Regions from separate parts of the Homo sapiens genome. Here region 1 is linked to region 2. A link is an interaction called in ENCODE POLR2A ChIA-PET data of the cell type or tissue named here. Cell type or tissue: PC-9. All regions are shown on one strand. Each heading gives the region's core, and the rest is flanking DNA. Links, peaks and the distances in the headings are about the cores only.

Region 1 (9,192 bases), core at 2,869-5,368, 120 kb before region 2:
GGGTTCAAGCTATTCTCCTGCCTCAGCCTCCTGAGTAGCTGGGATTACAGGCACACGCCACCACGCCAGGCTGATTTTTGTATATTTAGTAGTGACAGATTTTCACCATGTTGGCCAGGCTGGTCTCGAATGCCTGACCTCGTGATCCACCCGCCTCAGCCTCCCAAAGTGCTGGAATTACAGGTGTGAGCCACCACGCCCAGCTGTAGGCCTATATTTTAATAGTATCTCTGCCTTTTAGTAGCTTGGTGATATCGGCCACTCACTAAGCTTCTCTGAATCTCATGAGCAGAATGGGGTTACTAACACCTCCTTTGCAGGGTGAGGCTCTGGATTTAGGGCACGTGCTATAGAAATGTTAGTTTCCTTCCTCCTAACCCTGGCTCAGCCATTTACTGGCTCTGTGGCCTGGGAGAAGGTCTTTACCTTCTTGGAGCTTCTGTTTCCTCATAGGTATCTCTAAAGTCGCTTCTACACCTGGGAGCCTTGGGCCCTGATGGGTTAAATATGGAAGCTCTGAGAAGCCAGGTTGGCTGCTCCAGCTCCTTCCTTCCCAACCAAAACAAACCCGGAAGTACAGGTTCTTTCTGATGACAGCAACCCCCAGCCACAGGTTTTCCAGGGCTGGGCTAATTTCAGACGAGAATCCCGTGCTTGTCAGACCAGATTTCCTGCTTTGGGACTTGGGAAATCCAGTTGCCTTAAACTGACCTTTCTCTGGGCCACTCTTCTTGTACCAGGTGGAGAACCTGTAGCAAAAAAAAAAAAACTGGTCACAGTCCGTAGACCCACGGCCTCGTAGAGAACGGCAGTGGGAGTCACGACATCGTGCTGGGTCCCAGGGACCTGGTGTTAAGTTCTCCATGGAGCTTTCTGTTTTTCTTTCTTTCTTTTTATAATTGAGGTGAAATTCACATAACAGAAAGTTAATCATTTTTAAGTGTACAGTGGCCAGGTATGGTAGCTCAAACCTGTAATACCAGCACTTTGGGAGGCTGAGTGGAGAGGATCGCTTGAGCTCGGGGTGAGACCCCATCACTATTGTTTTTTTTTTTTTTTTTTTTTTTTTTGAGATGGAGTCTCGCTCTGTTGCCCAGGCTGGAGTGCAATGGCGCAATCTCAGTTCAGTGCAGCCTCCACCTCCCAGGTTCAAGTGATTCTCCTACCTCAGCCTCCCAAGTAGCTAGGACTATAGGACTACAGGAGCCCGCTACAACACCCAGCTAATTTTTGTATTTTTAGTAAAGTAAGGGTTTCATCATGTTGGCTAGGCTGGTCTCAAACTCCTGACCTCAGGTGATCCACCCGCCCCGGCCTCCTAAAGTGCTGGGATTACAGGCGTGAGCCACTGTGCCCCGCCCTCCATCACTATTAAAATAAATAAATAAATAAATAAAAGTGTACAGTTCAGAATCAGTATATTCACAGTATACCCCATACTCATTAAGCACTCACTCTTCATTCCCCCGTCGCTACCCCCAGGCAACCACAAATCTGCTTTCTGTCTCTATGGATTTCCCTATTCTGGACACTTCATGTGAATGGGATCACAAAATATGTGACCTTTTGTGATGCGTCATTCACTTAGCATAATGGTATTTTGTTTTTTGTGAGACAGGGTCTCATTCTGTTGTCCAGGCTGGAGTGTAGTGGCACAATTTCAGCTCACTGTAGCCTCAACCTCCCGGGCTCAAGTGATCCTTCTACCTCAGCCTCCCAAGTAGCTGAGGCTAAAGGTGTGTGCCACCATCCCTGGCTAATCTTTGTATTTTTTTGTATTTTTTCACCGTGTTTCCCAGGCTGGTCTCAAACACCTGAGCTCAAGCAATCCTCCTGCCTCAGCCTCCCAGAGTGCTGGGATTATAGGCATGTACCACCGTGCCTAGCCAGCATAATGTTTTTGAGGTGCATCAACAATTTGTTATGGAGCAGGCCTTCGTTCCTCTTAATGTCTGAATAATAGTCCATTGCATGGGTACACGTCACATTTTATATAGCCCTTCACCAGGTGATGGACATTTGGGTGGTTTCCACCTTTGGCTGTCACGAATAGTGCTGCTATGAACATTCCTGTACAAGTATTTGTTTGGTTTTTTGGTTTTTGTTTTTGTTTTTTTGAGACACAGTCTCGTTCTGTCGACCAGGCTGGAATGCAGTGGCACGATCTTGGCTCACTACAACCTCCGCCTCCTGGGTTCAAGCGATTTTCCTGCCTCCGCCTCCCGAGTAGCTGGGATTACAGGCGCCCGGCACCATGCCCAGCTAATTTTTTTGCATTTTTAGTAGAGAGGGGGATTTCACCATGTTGGCCAGGCTGGTCTCCAACTCCTGACCTCAGGTGATCCATCTGCCTCGGCCTCCCAAAGTGCTAGGATTACAGGCATGAGCCACCATGCCCAGCCTACAAGTATTTGAATACCTGTTTTCAATTATTTTGGTTATATACTCTCCATAGAATTTTAATTCCCTCAAGCTGGGAGAATCATCCCTGCCCTGCCTTACTCTTGGGCTGGTGTGAGGATCAAGTATGACAGTGGAGAAAAAATAGTCGTAGCAGTGCTAACAACTCCACGGCCTGATCCTGAATATCCAACTGCCCGTTAGATATATTCACGTGCATGTTTAACTGGGATCTATATCTCTTTTTTTTTTTAAGATGGAGTCTTGCTCTGTTGCCCAGGCTAGAGTGCAGTGGCACGATCTCGGCTCACTGCAACCTCCACCTCCTGGGTTTAAGCAATTCTCCTGCCTCAGCCTCCCAAGTAGCTGGGATTACAGGCGCCCACAACCACGCCTGGCTAATGTTTATATTTTTAGTAGAGATGGGGTTTCACCATCTTGGCCAGGCTGGTCTCAAACTCCTAACCTCAAGATCCACCCACCTCAGCCTCCCAGAGTGCTGGGATTACAGATGTGAGCCACCACACCTGGCCAGCATCTGTATCTTAATACATCCAAAATTGAGCTCCAGGCCAGGCACAGTGGCTCACACTTGTAATCCCAGCACTTTGGGAGGCAAAAACAGATGGATCACTTGAGGCCAGGAGTTCAAGACCAGCCTGGCCAACACAGTGAAATCCCGTCTCTACCAAAAAATAAAAAAATTAGCTGGACCTGGTAGCACACACCTGTAATCCCAGATACTCGGGAGGCTGAAGCAAGAGAATCACTTGAATTTGGGAGGCAGAGATTACAGTGAGCCGAGATCACACCGCTGCACTCCAGCCTGGGCAGTGACAGAGAGAGACTGTCTCAATAAAACAAACAACAACAACAACAAAAACAGAAAAAAATTGAGCCCCTGATTACCCCACTCCCAAACCTCTTTCATGTCCAGCCTAGCCCGTTTCAGTTGGTGGCAACTCATTCCTTACATTTTTCAGACTCAAAACCCTCCAGCCATCCTTGGCTCTCTCTCATACTACACATCCAACCCCTCAGGAAATAAAGCTATATATATATATCCAGAATCCGGAAGCTGAGGCAGGAGCCTCAGGAGCCTCGCTTGAGCAGGAACCTTAGGAGGCAGGAGGCTTACTTGAGCCCAGGAGTTCCAGGCTGCAGTGAGCTATGATTGCACCACTGCACTCTAGCCTGGGTTACAGACTGAGACCTTGTCTCAAAAAAAAATATATATATATGTGTGTGTGTGTGTGTGTGTGTGTGTGTGTGTGTGTGTGTGTGTGTATCCAGAATCCAACCATTTGTCACCACCACTGCTACCCCCTTGGCACCTAGTACTGAATTCTCTCTGCCCCTCTCTCCCCTTGTTCTTTACAGTCTATGCTCATCCAGGCAGCTGGGGTTAGCCTTTATTTTAATAATCTAAAGCTGGGAGTGGTGGCTCATGCCTGTAATCCCAGCTCTTTGGGTGGCCAAAGCAGGTGGATCACTTGAGGCCAGGAGTTCAAGACCAGCCTGGCCAACATAGCGAAACCCTTCTCTCCAAAAAATATAAAAAATTAACCAGGCATGGTGGCATGCTCCTGTAATCCCAGCTACTTGGGAGGCTGAGGCACAAGAATTGCTTGGGCCTGGGAGGCAGAGGTTTCAGTGAACCAAGATTGCACCACTGCACTCCAGCCTGGGTGACAGAGCAAGATTCCATCTCAAAAAAAATTATTATTATTATTATTTTTTTGACACAGGGTCTCACTCTGTCACCCAGGCTAGAGTACAGTGGCACAATCATAGCTCACTGCAGCATTAAACTCCTGGACTCAGGTGATCCACCCACTTCAAATTCCCCAATAGCTGGGACTACAGGTGCACATTACCATGCCCAGCTAATTTTCAAAAAATTTTTTGTAGAGATGAGGGTCTCGCTGTGTTGCCCAGGCTGGTCTTGAACTCCTGGCCTCAAGCAATCCTCCCACCTCAGCCTCCCAAAGTGTTGGGATTACAGGCATAAGCCACCATGCCCAGCCCCTGAGTTACATTTTAAAGGCTAACCCAGCCTGGGTGACAGAGCAATACCCTGTCTCTGAAAATAATAAAAGAAGAAAAGACTAATAACCCAAAATGTAAGTTAGATTGTGTTGTTTCTATGCTCAAAGCCCTGCCGTAGCTTCTCTTTACTTGGCTGGTGATGACCTACGTGATATGGCCACTTTACCTCTGACTTCATCCCTGTCACTTTCCCTAGCTCACTCCACTCCATCCACCCCACCTAAAGAATTTCACACTGGCCTGCTCCTTCTGTGCAAATACCCTTTCCTGAGATATGGCACATCTGTCTCCCTTCCTGCCAGTCTTTCTTTTTATTTTTTTATTTATTTTTATTTTTATTTTTGAGATGGAGTTTCGCTCTTGTCACCCAGGCTGGAGTGCAGTGGCATGATCTTGGCTCACCACAACCTCCGCCTCCTGGGTTCAAGCAATTCTCCTGCCTCAGCCTCCTGAGTAGCTGGGATTACAGGTGTGCGCCACCACACTCGGCTAATTTTGTATTTTTAGTAGAGACGGGGTTTCTCCTTGTTGGTCAGAATGGTCTCAAACTCCCAATCTCAGGTGATCTGCCTGCCTTTGCCTCCCAAAGTGCTGGGATGCCATGTGAGCCACCGTGCCCAGCCTATTATTAATTTTTTGAGATAGAGTCTCATTCTGTCACCAGGCTGGAGTGCTTGGTGCAATTTCCACTCATTGCAACCTCCTGGACTCAAGCGATTCTCTTGCCTCAGCCTCCTGAGTAGCTGGGACTACAGGTGCACACCACCACACCCAGCTAATTTTTGTATTTTTAGTAGTGATGGGGTTTCACCATGTTAGCCAGGCTGGTCTCGAACTCCTGACCTCAAGTGATCCACCCGCCTTGGTCTCCCAAAGTGCTGGGACTGCAGGCATGAGCCACCATGCCTGACCCCAGTGTCACTTTCTAATGCGGCCTTCTAATAGGGCCACCCTATTTAAAATGACAACCCAATCCATCCTTCTTCCTCTGCATCCCCTCCCCCACTCTATTTTCTTCTTCCATAACATCTTTCACCTTCCAATGATACTTCATTTACTCTTTCCTTGTGTTTATTGTCCCTCTCCCTGGCCTGAACAGAAACCCCATGACAGAAGGGTCTTGGCATGTTTTGTCCAGTGCCTAGAAAGGACCCTGCATGTAGTAGGCACTTGATACATATTTGTTGAATTAGTAAACAATACTACTAACAATGATGTTGGCCGGGTGTGGTGGCTCATGCCTATAATCCCAGCACTTTGGGAGGCCGAGGCAGGCAGATCACGAGGTCAGGAGATTGAGACCATCCTGGCTATCACGGTGAAAACCCATCTCTACTAAAAACAAAAAAAAATTAGCCGAGTGTGGTGGTGGGCGCCTATAGTTCCAGCTGCTGGGGAGGCTGAGGCAGGAGAATGGTGTCAACCCTTGAGGCGGAGCTTGCAGTGAGCCAACATCATGCCACTGCATTCCAGCCTGGGTGACAGAGCGAGACACTGTCTCAAAAAATAAATAAATAATAAATACATAAATAAAGTATCACAAAATATTTTTTAATTAAAAAATAAATACTGGTGACCATTTATTAAGCCCATTACCCACATGCTCTACAAGCATTCCATGTAAACCTCATAAGCAAGGTGGAATTTTTTTGCTTCCATTTTACAGTTAGGGAACCTAAGGCAGATGGTGTTTTAAGCGACTTGCCCAAATCAGCAGAGCTAGCTCCATAGCAGGGAAGGATTTGAGCCCAGGTTTTTAGTTGCCTTTGGAACTCTTGGTCTTTTCTACTTCGCTCAGTGTTCACTGTAGCTGCATGTAACATGGCTCACTCATTCATTCACTTGTTCATTTAGTAAATATTTCCCAAGCCTCCTCCATCCCTCCGCCACCCAAAATGCCAGGCCCTGTCCTGCACACTGGGGACCCATACATCCATGGGTCACGGACCTTGCCCCAGAGGAGCTCTGGTCCCACGGCCTGGGCAATAAGTGTCCCTGTGGGCTTCATTTTTGTTTTCTATTTTTTAAGAGACAGGGTCTTGCTCTGTTACCCAGGCTGGAGTATAGTGGTACCATCACAGCTCACTGCAGCCTCAAACTCCTGGGCTCAAGTGTTTCTCTTGCCTCAGCCTCCCAAGTAGCTGAGACTATAGGCATGCACCTCCACGCCTGGCTAAAGTTTTGTTTTGTTGGTTTTTTTTTTTTTTTTTTTTTTGAGCCTCTATGCCCCAGGCTCAAGCAATCCTGCCTATGTTGCTCAGGCTGACCTCACACTCCTGGGCTCAAGCCATCTTCCACCTCAGCCTCCCAAAGTGCTAGGGTTACATGCATGAGCCATCACATCTGGCTCCCACGGGGGGTTTTGTAAACTGAACAAAGGGAGCTCCCTTTCCCCAGCAATTCATCCCTGGAGTCCATATGAACCAATGTTCCTCATTTACAGCAGAAAAAGCAGCTTCCCATGCTCTAACCCCTGCCTGCTCCTCAGCTGAATGAGGCTGACAGGTGCACACCCTGCAGCATCCTGCACCTCACCAGGTAAACAGGCCTGAAAGAGGGAGGCCATGGGTGTGGGCACAGGCTCAGGGCCAAGCTGACCTCGCAAAGGCTGAGGGGCGGGAAGAACAGGAGGAAGTGTGGGCAATGGGGAGCTGCTGGGTCTGGAGCAATTACCATTGCCACATGGTGAAGACACCAGCCCAGAGGCTGACCTGGGGCTGAGCAGAGCCCAGCAGTAGGGTAGGAAGGGGCCCACCCTTGCTCCTCCAGCTCCCTTTTCTCCCCACCCCTCAACCCCAAACTCTGTCCCTCCTCCTCACTGCCCTGCTGTCAGTTCACCTCCTTTAACCCTTTCCTCCCGTGCCTCCCAAGGAAAAGGGGAAACTAACAGGCCAACTGATCTTCAACGGCCATGGAGCTTCGTTTCTTAAAAATTCATTAAGAGGCCAGGCGCAGTGGCTCATGCCTGTAATCCCAGCACTTTGGGAAGCCAATGGAGGTGGATCACTTGTGGTCAGGAGTTCGAGACCAGCCTGGTCAACATGGTGGAACCCCGTCCCTACAAAAAATACAAAAACGCGCTGGGCATGGTGGTGCATGCCTATAATCTCAGCTACTCGGGAGGCTGAGGCAAGAGAATCATTTGAACCTGGGAGGCGGAGGTTGCAGTGACCTGAGATTGCATCACTGCACTCCAGTCTGGGCGACAGAGGGAGATTCTGTCTCCAAAATATAATAATAATAATAATAATAATAAATAAATTCACTAAAGAAGACCAGGTGTCGTGGCTCATGCCTGTAATCCCAGCACTTTGGGAGGGTAAGGTGTGAGGATGGCTTGAATCCAGGAATTTGTGACCATTCTGGGTAATATAGAGAGACCCCATCTCTACAAAAAATTTAAAACTCAGCCAAGCGTGGTGGTGCCCACCTGTAGTCCCAGCTACTATGGAGGCTGAGGCAAGAGGATTGCTTGAGCCTGGGAGGTTGAGGATGCAGTGAGCCATGATTATGCCACTGCACTCCAACCTGGGCAAGAGAGTGAAATGCTGTCTCAAAAAAAAAAAAAAAATCACTAAGGAGTTGGTAATTGGGTTTGGAGTCTGACTAAACACACGCTCTTGGCCACACACCTGGGTTGCTTTCCTTCCATATATTCATTTAGTTCACACTCATTGTGTGCCAGACCCTCTGGCAGGTGCTGGCGTCCTGAGGAGCTCAGGGTCAGCTGGAGAAGCTGGAGAGGCTACGGTTAAACACAGTACAGCTCTGGGCCAGGAGGGGCTGCAGGGGTCCAGAGAAAGAAGTGAATGACAACGTCGTAATGACAATCCAGTCAAGCCCCAGGGGTCTGAAGTGGAGCTCATTAGACAATTCAAGTGCCTACCTTTTGCAGGACACTGTCTTTCAGAGGCATACAGGCTACTCTGATTGAGCCCTGATGTTATTCCCTGCCTAGAATCCAGGCTAGGTCTCATTGGAAGAGTGGTGTGGACAGCAGAGTGAAGTTTCTGTCATTGGAACTGTACAGCTGGGAGGTTTTAGAAAGGGCACGCTCCCTTCACCCCAAGAAAAAGAAAAGAAGGAAAGGGCACACCCATCATAGAGAGCAGCAAACTGAGTCACAAGAGGTGAGATTTGCTCACTCCCTTAGACCACAGGCTGTCTGGAGGCAAGATATCAGGCTTATCACCATGTTCGTAGCACCTGGGGCATAAAAGGCCTTAAAAAATTATCCAGAGGTAGAATATACATATATATATATTTATTTATTTTTGAGACAAGGTCTCGCTCTGTCACCCAGTCTGGAGTACAGTAGCACAATCCATGCTGACCGCAGCCTCAACCTCCAGGCAAAAGCGATCCTCCCACCTTGGCCTCCTGAGTAGCTGAGACTACAGGCAGGCACCACCATGCCTGGCTAATTTTTTAAAAATTTTTATAGAGACAGGGTAGAATATTTATTGATAGGGTAATATAGAAATGGGTTACTAAAAAGATATATGTTATCTAATCTAAATTTAAAAAAATACAGGCTGGGTGTGGTGGCTCACGCTTGTAATCCCAGCACTTTGGGAGGCCAAGATGGGTGGATCATGAGGTCAGGAGTTCAAGACCAGCCTGGCCAACATAGTGAAACCCCATCTCTACTAAAAATACAAAAATTAGCCAGGCATGGTGGTGCACCTGTGGTCCCAGCTACTCAGGAGGCTGAGGCAGGAGAATCACTTGAACCTGGGAGGT
Region 2 (9,192 bases), core at 2,939-5,438:
AAGTGTGAATTGAAGACAGATGGACAAACTTGTGTTGGGGGGAACTGAGGTGACATGTAGGAATTCAAAAACCTTAAATTTTTTTTTGCTGCGAGAATATTGACAAGTTAGGATTCTGTTTTAGCATTCCTTTGTAGATTCTCCCTTTCTGCCCCTCACCCCCGCCACCTTTTTTTTTTTTTTTTGAGACAGGGTCTTACTCTGTCACCCAGGCTGGAGTGCACTGGCCTAATCATGGCTTACTGCAGCCTCAACCTACCAGGCTTAAACAGTCTTCTCGCCTCAGCCTCCTGAGTAGCTGGAACTGAAGGCACATACCACCATGCCTGGCTTATTATTATTTTTTTTTTTTTTTTTTTTTTTTTTAAGAGATGGGGTCTCACTATGTTGCTCAGGCTAATCTCAAACTCCTCTTGGGCTCAAGTGATCCTCTTGTCTCAGCCTCCCAAAGTGCCAGGATTACAGGTGTGAGCCACTGCACCCATCCTCTGACACTTTTAGATTGCCGTGTCAGTGTAGTTTACTTAGAATATTTGGAGTGAGAACCAAAAACAAGGTAAATTATTAAGTACCTCTTCTAGGATCTAGGAACATAGCTATGAAGAGAGAAAGTCCTTGCCACCGATGTTTATATTCTGTTACGGAGAGGAGGGATGACTTACAATAAACCCTCACTGGTGGACAAAATACTTTAGGGTTAAAGTAGTGAATGAACTTATTTTATGTAACCTACTTTCTACTGTGCACATAAGATATAAATTTTAGAGTATGCCAGGTAAGTGCTATGGAGAAAAATAAGGAAAGGCTCATTGACATCTGCTTGGGGGTGTGGGACTATTATGGTTATAATCTTAATTTCTTTCAGAAACTGGGTTTATATAGAAGTGAGCAAAACAAAAATCCCTGTCCTTGTGGAGCTTGTATTTTGATGAGAAGGAGGAATTCAAATTTTAAACTTCTGTTAAACGATATTTTATTTCCTTATTTGATTTTTATTTTGAGACCGAGTCTTGCTGTTGCCCATGCTGGAGTGCAGTGGCGTGATCTTGGATCACTGCAACCTCTGCCTCCCGGGTTCAGGCAGTTCTCCTGCCTCAGGCTCCAAGTAGCTGGGACCACAGGCATGCGCCACCAAGCCTGGCTAATTTTTGTATTTTTAGTAGAGAAGGAGTTTCACCATGTTGCCCAGGCTCGTTGTGAACTCCTGACCTCAAGTGATCTGCCCACCTCGGCCTCCCAAAGTGTTGCCACCGCACCTAGGCCTATTTTCTTATTTTAAATGAATCCACCTATATTGATATTTTGTAGAGTACTTATATCAGTGTTTGACAAATGAGGGAGCTTTAAATGTTTAATAAATTTAACAAATGTTTTAAGTTATGTAGGTTTAGGATAAGATAACCACTTAAGGCTGGATGCAGCGGTTCACACCTAGAATCATTCCAGACCAGCCCCAGCAACATAGTGAGACCCCCATCTCTACCAAAAACAAAAAATTATCCTTGTGTCGTGGCACACCCACGCCAGCAGTTGCCCTTCCACTGTACCAAGTCCTAAAATTATCTTGTAGAGCGAATTATACTCATTACATTTCTTAAACTCCTAAGACTTGTGATATTTAAGAATTAGGATTTAAGGTGTAAGAAAGTTTTCAGTAAGATTTGATGACTGTAACCCTGTTGGCAAATGACATCAGCTTTTGCACACCGTTCTTGTCATGGATGAATCTGTGGTTCAGGAGGTGCAGGCAGGTGGTGACATTACTACTACAGCTGTCTTCCAAAAGTCTGACCTATGGTGATTTATAGGAAGAAACTTGGATCATACTGCCTTTTACCCCAATCTTTAGATTCAGCATAAACTAATCAAAGCCAGAATGTTTTAAGTTACTTTTGTTTTTGAGACAGGATCTCTTCCTATCACCCAGGCTGGAGTACAGTGGCACCATCACAGCTCACTTGCAGCCTTGATCTCCCAGGCTTACGCGATCCTCCTACCTCAGACTCCTAAGTAGCTAGTACTACAAGGACTGTCATGCCCTGCCAGTTATTTTTATTTTTGTTGAGACAGGGTCTCACTATGTTGTCTTGGCATCAAGCAATCCACCTGCCTTGGTCTTCCAAAGTGCTCAGATTACAGACAGGGGCCACTAAGCCTGGCCACATTTTTTTCAAGAAGAAAAAATAGGCATGGCTCAGTAGTTCACATCTGTATTCCTACCGCTTTGGGAGGCTGAGGCAGGAGGATCTCTTGAAGCCAGAAGTTCGAGATGTGCCTGGGCAACATAATGAGACCCCATCTCTACTTTTCTTTTTTCTTTTTTCTTTTTTTTCAAAAAAGAAAGAATAGTTGTCTGCAGGACGCATTTCTTGTAGCTGCCTAGAACTTTGTGTGGCTTCCTCACCCTCTCCTTTTTAGTTTAGGTAGCTATTTGTATGGTGGTGGGTAATTGGACATCTGGAGCATATTAGCTATGGAGAAAGAAACAAGATCAAATAACTATAGTGTAGCAGAAATTAAGTACAAAATCTTCCTTATTACATTTAGTGTGGGGAGTAAAGAAGCAGGGCTCAGGAGATAGAAGGGGCAGTGATCTGGAGGTTGGTTGGTATTTTATTTTCTAATTCCTCAGCAGATCTGTGTGGGAGATGGAAAAACAAAAGCTAGAGAATCTTTTTTGGTCACAGTGACCAAAAGTGTCAGGAAGAAATTACTGCCAGCTGATCAGCAATCAGTGTAGTCTGTGTATTTAAACCCATAGTCTGCCATAGAGGAGCTTGGAGTTTCCAGGTAATGCATCGTGATCAAGGGAACAAGCAGTGTCAGGAATTGGTTGAAATTCAGTTGGTCTAGGCAGGCAAGGCATGCAATCATGAAGGACCAGATTGTTTGGGGAAATATTTGGATAAAGACATTACATTTATTAACAAGAGACAACAACACAGCTTAGAAATTCCAACATTTTGTTGATTCAGATAATAGGACTCTTGAGGGCATAATTTATTGTCTTAGTCTTTTATTGTTTGTCATGCGGGTTCTGTGATAGAATGACTTTCATACTATATCTATCATGAATTTTCATGCTAATAAGAAACAGGTTAAACAACTCCCCCATGTATAGGTATGGATATTATTGGAGCCACATAGGATAAATACTAGTAGTTTAAAAAAAACATAGGTAGCAGCAGCACTTGCAGTCAGATTTGTAACTACCAAAAGTAGCCTGGACTTGATTTAAACCTGTTTCTGCATTCTATTGCCCCTGCAATCTTTTGGCCATATTTACATAGAATCAAGAAGGTTTTTTTCTTTCTTCTTCTTCTTTTTTTTTTTTTTTTTTTTTTTTGGAGACAGAGTTTCGTTCTTGTCGCCCAGGCAGGAGTGCAATGGCCCAATCTTGGCTCATTGCAACCTCTGCCTCCCAGGTTTAAGTGATTCTCCTGCCTCAGTCTCCCGAGTAGGTGGGATTGCAGGTGTGTGCTACCACGCCCAGATAATTTTTGTATTATTAGTAGAGACAGGGTTTTACCATGTTGGCCAGGCTGGTTTCAAACTCCTGACCTCAGGTGATCCATCCACCGCCACCTCTCAAAGTGCTGGGATTACAGGCGTGAGCCACCGTGCCCGACCAAGAAATTATCTTCTCTGAATGCTTCTCATTTCAGGCCACCTCATTCTTTTATGCTTCCATCAAACTGCCACTTGTAAATTACTTGTAAATCATTCTTGTAAATTACTTACCTTAGTCTCTGAATTTCATCTGGAAAATGAAAATGTTCTTTAACTTTTTTTTTTCATTTTTTGGTAATAGTATAAAGAAGATTAATTTACATTTTTTTGTTTTTTTTAATAGAGGCAAACTGCTGAACCAAAAAAGATGTCATATTCATAGATTTGCAGAGTATAGATATTGCATATGATTTAAAGAACGAATTTTAGGCCAGGCATGGTGGGAGATGCCTGTAATCCCAGCACTTAGGCAGAAGGATTGCTTGAGGCTAGGAGTTCAGTCAACTCCTGGGCAACATCTCTACAAAAATAAAAACAAAAATTAGCTGGGCATGGTGGTGCAAGCTTGTAGTCCCATCTGCTTGGGAGGCTGAGATGGGAGAATTGCTTGAGCCCAGAGGTTGGGAATTATAATGAGCTATGATAATGCAACTGCACTCCAACCTAGGCAACAGAGTGAGACCCTGTCTTTTTATATAAAAAGTAAAAGAAAAATTTTATTAAGAGCTTTGTACCTGTCCAAAACAGATGCTTCACAGAGGTAGTAACATTTGAAATTACAAGGATGAGTAGAATCTGCAGGTGTTTCTTAGTTAGGTTGTACTATCTAAGGAACCAACAGAAAATGCCTCTCTGTGAACTTGGTGTTTATTTCCAGGTTGGCATTAAGGAGTCAAATAGGAAAGAAAATGTGCTACTGTTCAGTTGTAGGGAAAGGGAAAAGCTTGAGGCAAATGCTGGAGGCTCAAGGAGCGTGATACTTTCAGACTTTAAGAAATCAGTACAGGAAATATATAAGATACCATAGATAGGTAGTCAGACTTCATAAAGGCTTTGGTATACGTACTGTGGGGTTGATTTTTTTCTTTTATAGAGGCAGGTGAAAACAGAAGACAGGCAAACCTGTTGTCCACAGTCTGTACAAGCACTGTGATAGGTTTGAGTTAAGACAGTCACAGTAGGTAGGAATACATGGGAAGGGTTTTAGTGTCTATGTGTGCTTTTAGAGGTAGAATTGAAGGACCCTTTGATTGGTCTTAGCAGACAGAAATCTGGTATGAATCCTTTAATTGGGCAGTAGCTATAGTATCTTGAGTTATTCTGAGTGTTTGCTCAATGTTTCTAGTAGTGATGATGACTTGTAGTTGGGATCCTATGTGTAATTTGGCAGAAGAGGACGGTGGCTTCAAACTTTGTTTGGGATATAAAGTTGACCCCATTTTGAATTATTTTAAAATAATTTGAAAGATTAATGAAAATGCATTTTTATAACTTTCATTATTAGTAAAACGTTTGACTTTAGAATAATGCTGTTTTTCAATTAATTATTATTATAGTATAATGGCTCCAGGTGAACTTAACATAAATATAGAACATAAACTACTTTTTAAAGTACAGAGGGAGCCGGCACAGTGGCTAACGCCTGTAATCCCAGCACTTTGGGAGGCCGAGGTGGGCAGATCACTTGAGGTCAGGAGTTCAAGGCCAGCCTTGCCAACATGGCGAAACCCCGTCTCGACTGAAAGTAAAAAAATTAGCTGAGTATGGCGGCGCACGCCTGTAGTCCCAGCTACTCAGGCTGAGGCAGGATAACCGCTTGAACCCAGGAGGCAGAGGTTGCAGTGAGCCGAAATTGCACCACTGCGCCCCAGCCTGGGCGACAGAGCGAGACTTTGTCTCAAAAACAGAGAAGTACATAAGGGTTGCAAAGTCAAATGACTTGAAGGGCCAAGCAGGTGACTTAGCAGGTGACTTAATAGAGCAGCTAGGTTTAAAACAGCAAGGAATAGTGTGGAGTCTGGACTTCCGCATGCTCTATGTAAAGGAGTCAGAATCAGAAGTTTTAAAAAACACTGTCATCAGTGTCCCTACACAAAAAAGGACATATTCCCAAACCATCAGTTTTCTACTTTTTATACAAACAAAATACAGGAATAATTATTCAAATGAGGCCAAGCATGGTGGTTCACGCCTATAATCGCAGCACTTTGGGAAGCTGTGGTGGGAGGATTGCTAGAGCCCGGGAATTTGAGACCAGCCTGGGCAACATGGCAAGACCCTGTCTCTATTTTTTAATAGTCAAAAAAAAGAAGAAGAAGAAAACATTCAAATGCTTGAACATGACAAAGGGGTTAGATGGCTTATTAAGTTGAATTCGCCATGTAGCATCATGTGTGACGTAATGGAAATGAATGGCAAACCTTGTTTAACAGAATTAAATGAAGATGATTAAAAGTATTTCTAAAACATCTTTATTTCAAATATTTATGAAAATAACTCTGTACATTTACCATACCCAAGGCCCCTAAATCTTAATTTTGATCTTAATCTTGAAAATGTATTGTTGTTAGCATACTTTGTATAGTGGGTTTTTTTTGTTTGTTTGTTTTTGAGACAGGGTCTCACTCTGTTGCCGAGGCTGGAGTGCAGTGGCCTGATCATGGCTTACTTGCAGCCTCAACCTCCCAGGCTCAGGTGATCCTCCTACCTCAGCCTCCTGAGTAGCTGGGACCACAGGCACATGCCACCACATCCAGCTTTTCTTTCCTTTTTTTTTTTTTTTTTTTTTTTTGAGATGGAGTCTCACTCTGTCGCCCAGGCTGGAGTGCAGCGGCGTGATCTCGGCTCACTGCAAGCTCCGCCTCCCGGGTTCACTCCATTCTCCTGCCTCAGCCTCCCGACTAGCTGGGACTACAGGCGCCCGCCACCACACCCGGCTAATTTTTTGTATTTTTAGTAGAGACGGGGTTTCACCATGTTAGCCAGGATAGTCTCTATCTCCTGACCTCATGATCCTCCCGCTTCGGCCTCCCAAAGTGCTGAGATTACAGGTGTGAGCCACTGCGCCCGGCTGTTTTTTGGGGTTTTTTTTTTGTATTTTGGTACCGATGGGTTTTCACCATGTTCCCCAGGCTGTTGTCAAACTCCTGACCTCAAGAAACCCTCCTGCCTTGGCCTCGCAAAGTGGTGGGATTACAGGTATGAGTCGCCAGGCCCGGCCACTTGGTTTTTTGCCATCATGGCTCCCTACAACCTCTACCTCCCAGGCTTCACTGATAATCCCACTTTAGCCTTCCAATTAGCTGGGACTATAGGCTTGCGCCACCATGTCCAGATTTTTGTATTTTTTAGTAGAGATGGGGTTTTGTCACGTTGCCCAAGCTGTAGTGTCTTTTCTAATAGAAGCTGAGAATTTCCTTTGAAACTGTCTTTGTGAACTTGGAAGTGAAATCAGAAAAGGAATAATAATGTCTTAAATTTTATTGCTTATTTTGTTTTCTTTTGTTTCTTACTCTTAGATGGGAATGATGAACAACCCCAATCCTTATGGTTCACCATATACTCAGAATCCTGGACAGCAGATTGGAGCCAGTGGCCTTGGTCTCCAGATTCAGACAAAAACTGTACTATCAAATAACTTATCTCCATTTGCTATGGACAAAAAGGCAGTTCCTGGTGGAGGAATGCCCAACATGGTGAGTACTAATCCATTACAGACTTGTTTTCAAACTGGCATTTTGACAAAAGAATTGTGTTAAACTTTCACCCTTCTGTTATATATGCTGGGATTTGTACCCACTAGGAGCCTAAATTGATATGTACTTGATGATCCCTGTGAGGAGGCTTGTGCTTCCTTTCCATTTCTCTGTTTTTTTTGTTCCATGTGGTTATTGATCAGTGAGCATGTTGATCCAAACAGGAGTAAGTGAACTGCTACAATGAAGTTTTAGGGGCCTGCCATTCAGCAACTTGGTCTTGTGAGCGTTTCCATACGATACGAAAGCGGAACCTTTCACTTTTGGGGGAAGGAATCTCTGGCAAAGGATCCGAACTCTCAGTGACCATATTTACCAATATTATTTGATTCTACTACACCCAAGTAAATTCCCTCTCAAAAGTAATGTATTGTTTTAAACAGCAATTTTTGTTAAATAAAATTTTCAGGAACTTCTAGTGTTATTTTTGTACAGTCAAACTACTAGTAGTAAATGTGTCTGCATTCAACTTTGGAAAAACATTGTCTGAAAAAATCCTCTTTCAGATGTTTTAGTTTTGTCCTTTGTGTCATTATGTTTATGGACTGCCTATATTTGAGATACTCTGCCAAGTACTGGAGTTATACAGATGAATGAAACATGTCATCTCTGTCCCGAGAAATGTTCACTTTTTTTTTTTTTTTTTTTTTTTTTTTTTTTTGAGACGGAGTTTAGCTCTTGTTGCCCAGGCTGGAGTGCAGTGGTACGATCTCGGCTCACTGCAACTTCTCCCTCCTGGTTTCAAGCAACTCTCCTGCCTCAGCCTTCTGAGTAGCTGGGATTACAGGCATGTGCCATCATGCCCGGCTAACTTTGTATTTTTAGTAGAGACAGGGTTTCTCCATGTTGGTCAGGCTGATCTCGAACTCCCGACCTCAGGTGATCCGCCTGCCTCGGCCTCCCAACGTGCTAGGGTTACAGGCGTGAGCCACCGCGCCCGGCCTGAAATCTTCACTTTTTAATTTAAAAAACTAAATTTATCCCAGAGTTTAGAAAAACTAGTTTTTCACCAACCCGAAAGACCCCTCTGCTGAGTCTCTTGAGGAGTTCTTCATTGCTCTTTAAAACCTAATTTGGGTGTGCTTTTAACTACAGACACCCTCTCACCCTTCCCTCTCCCGCTGGAGTTTACCATGTCCTTCTCTCTGCTTTTGCTCTCTGTGTATTATACATACTTATATCACTTCGTAATGTCATTTTTTTTCTTATTAAATTGAGCTTCTTAAAGGTAGGAGCCATGGTTTATGCATTCCCTGTGTCAAAAAATGGAGTCTGGCTTATAGTAGACTAACCATAAAGGTTTTCATTGAAAATATCCACATCTCTATTTATTAAGAAATAGCACATTATGACTCCTACCATTAAATATATTGTTATATCTCTCAGGGTCAACAGCCAGCCCCGCAGGTCCAGCAGCCAGGCCTGGTGACTCCAGTTGCCCAAGGGATGGGTTCTGGAGCACATACAGCTGATCCAGAGAAGCGCAAGCTCATCCAGCAGCAGCTTGTTCTCCTTTTGCATGCTCACAAGTGCCAGCGCCGGGAACAGGCCAATGGGGAAGTGAGGCAGTGCAACCTTCCCCACTGTCGCACAATGAAGAATGTCCTAAACCACATGACACACTGCCAGTCAGGCAAGTCTTGCCAAGGTAAGTGGACCCACAGGGTTACTGTACTTAGCAATTTTTACAGCCAGGGAGAAGAAGGAAAATGTGATCAAGTCTATTTTGTGGTGATGGATATGTTTAATACCTTAATTGTGGTGATGGTGTCTGTATGTACAAAGTCACCAAAATGTATACATTAGACCAGGTGTGGTGTCTCACACTTACAATCCCAGCACTTTGGTAGGCCAAATGGGGAGGATTGCTTGAGGCCAGGAGTTTGAGACCAGCCTGGACAACATAGCAAGACCTCGCCGGGCATGA

The links. ChIA-PET counts read pairs that join two places held together with the same protein. Peaks named below come from ENCODE experiments on the same cell type or tissue, not always from the same donor. Only the 100,000 strongest peaks of a DNase experiment are listed, where the experiment ranks them.
Region 1: POLR2A ChIA-PET joins it to region 2 with 23 read pairs; 3 of 35 experiments call an interaction of 5 or more read pairs at or near these places.

Annotation. Positions count from the first base shown.
Region 1 is chr22:41,002,632-41,011,823 of GRCh38, forward strand. No RefSeq gene overlaps it. Among named protein-coding and RNA genes, the nearest start is that of RBX1, 56 kb to the left of the region's middle. In PC-9, for the core only: no CTCF peak of the experiment used is centred there; no DNase peak of the experiment used is centred there.
Region 2 is chr22:41,118,836-41,128,027 of GRCh38, forward strand. EP300 (EP300 lysine acetyltransferase) reads left to right here. Exons shown (of 31, transcript NM_001429.4): 3 at 7,029-7,205; 4 at 8,652-8,913. Among named protein-coding and RNA genes, the nearest start is that of EP300, 31 kb to the left of the region's middle. In PC-9, for the core only: no CTCF peak of the experiment used is centred there; no DNase peak of the experiment used is centred there; H3K27ac peaks cover 907 bases.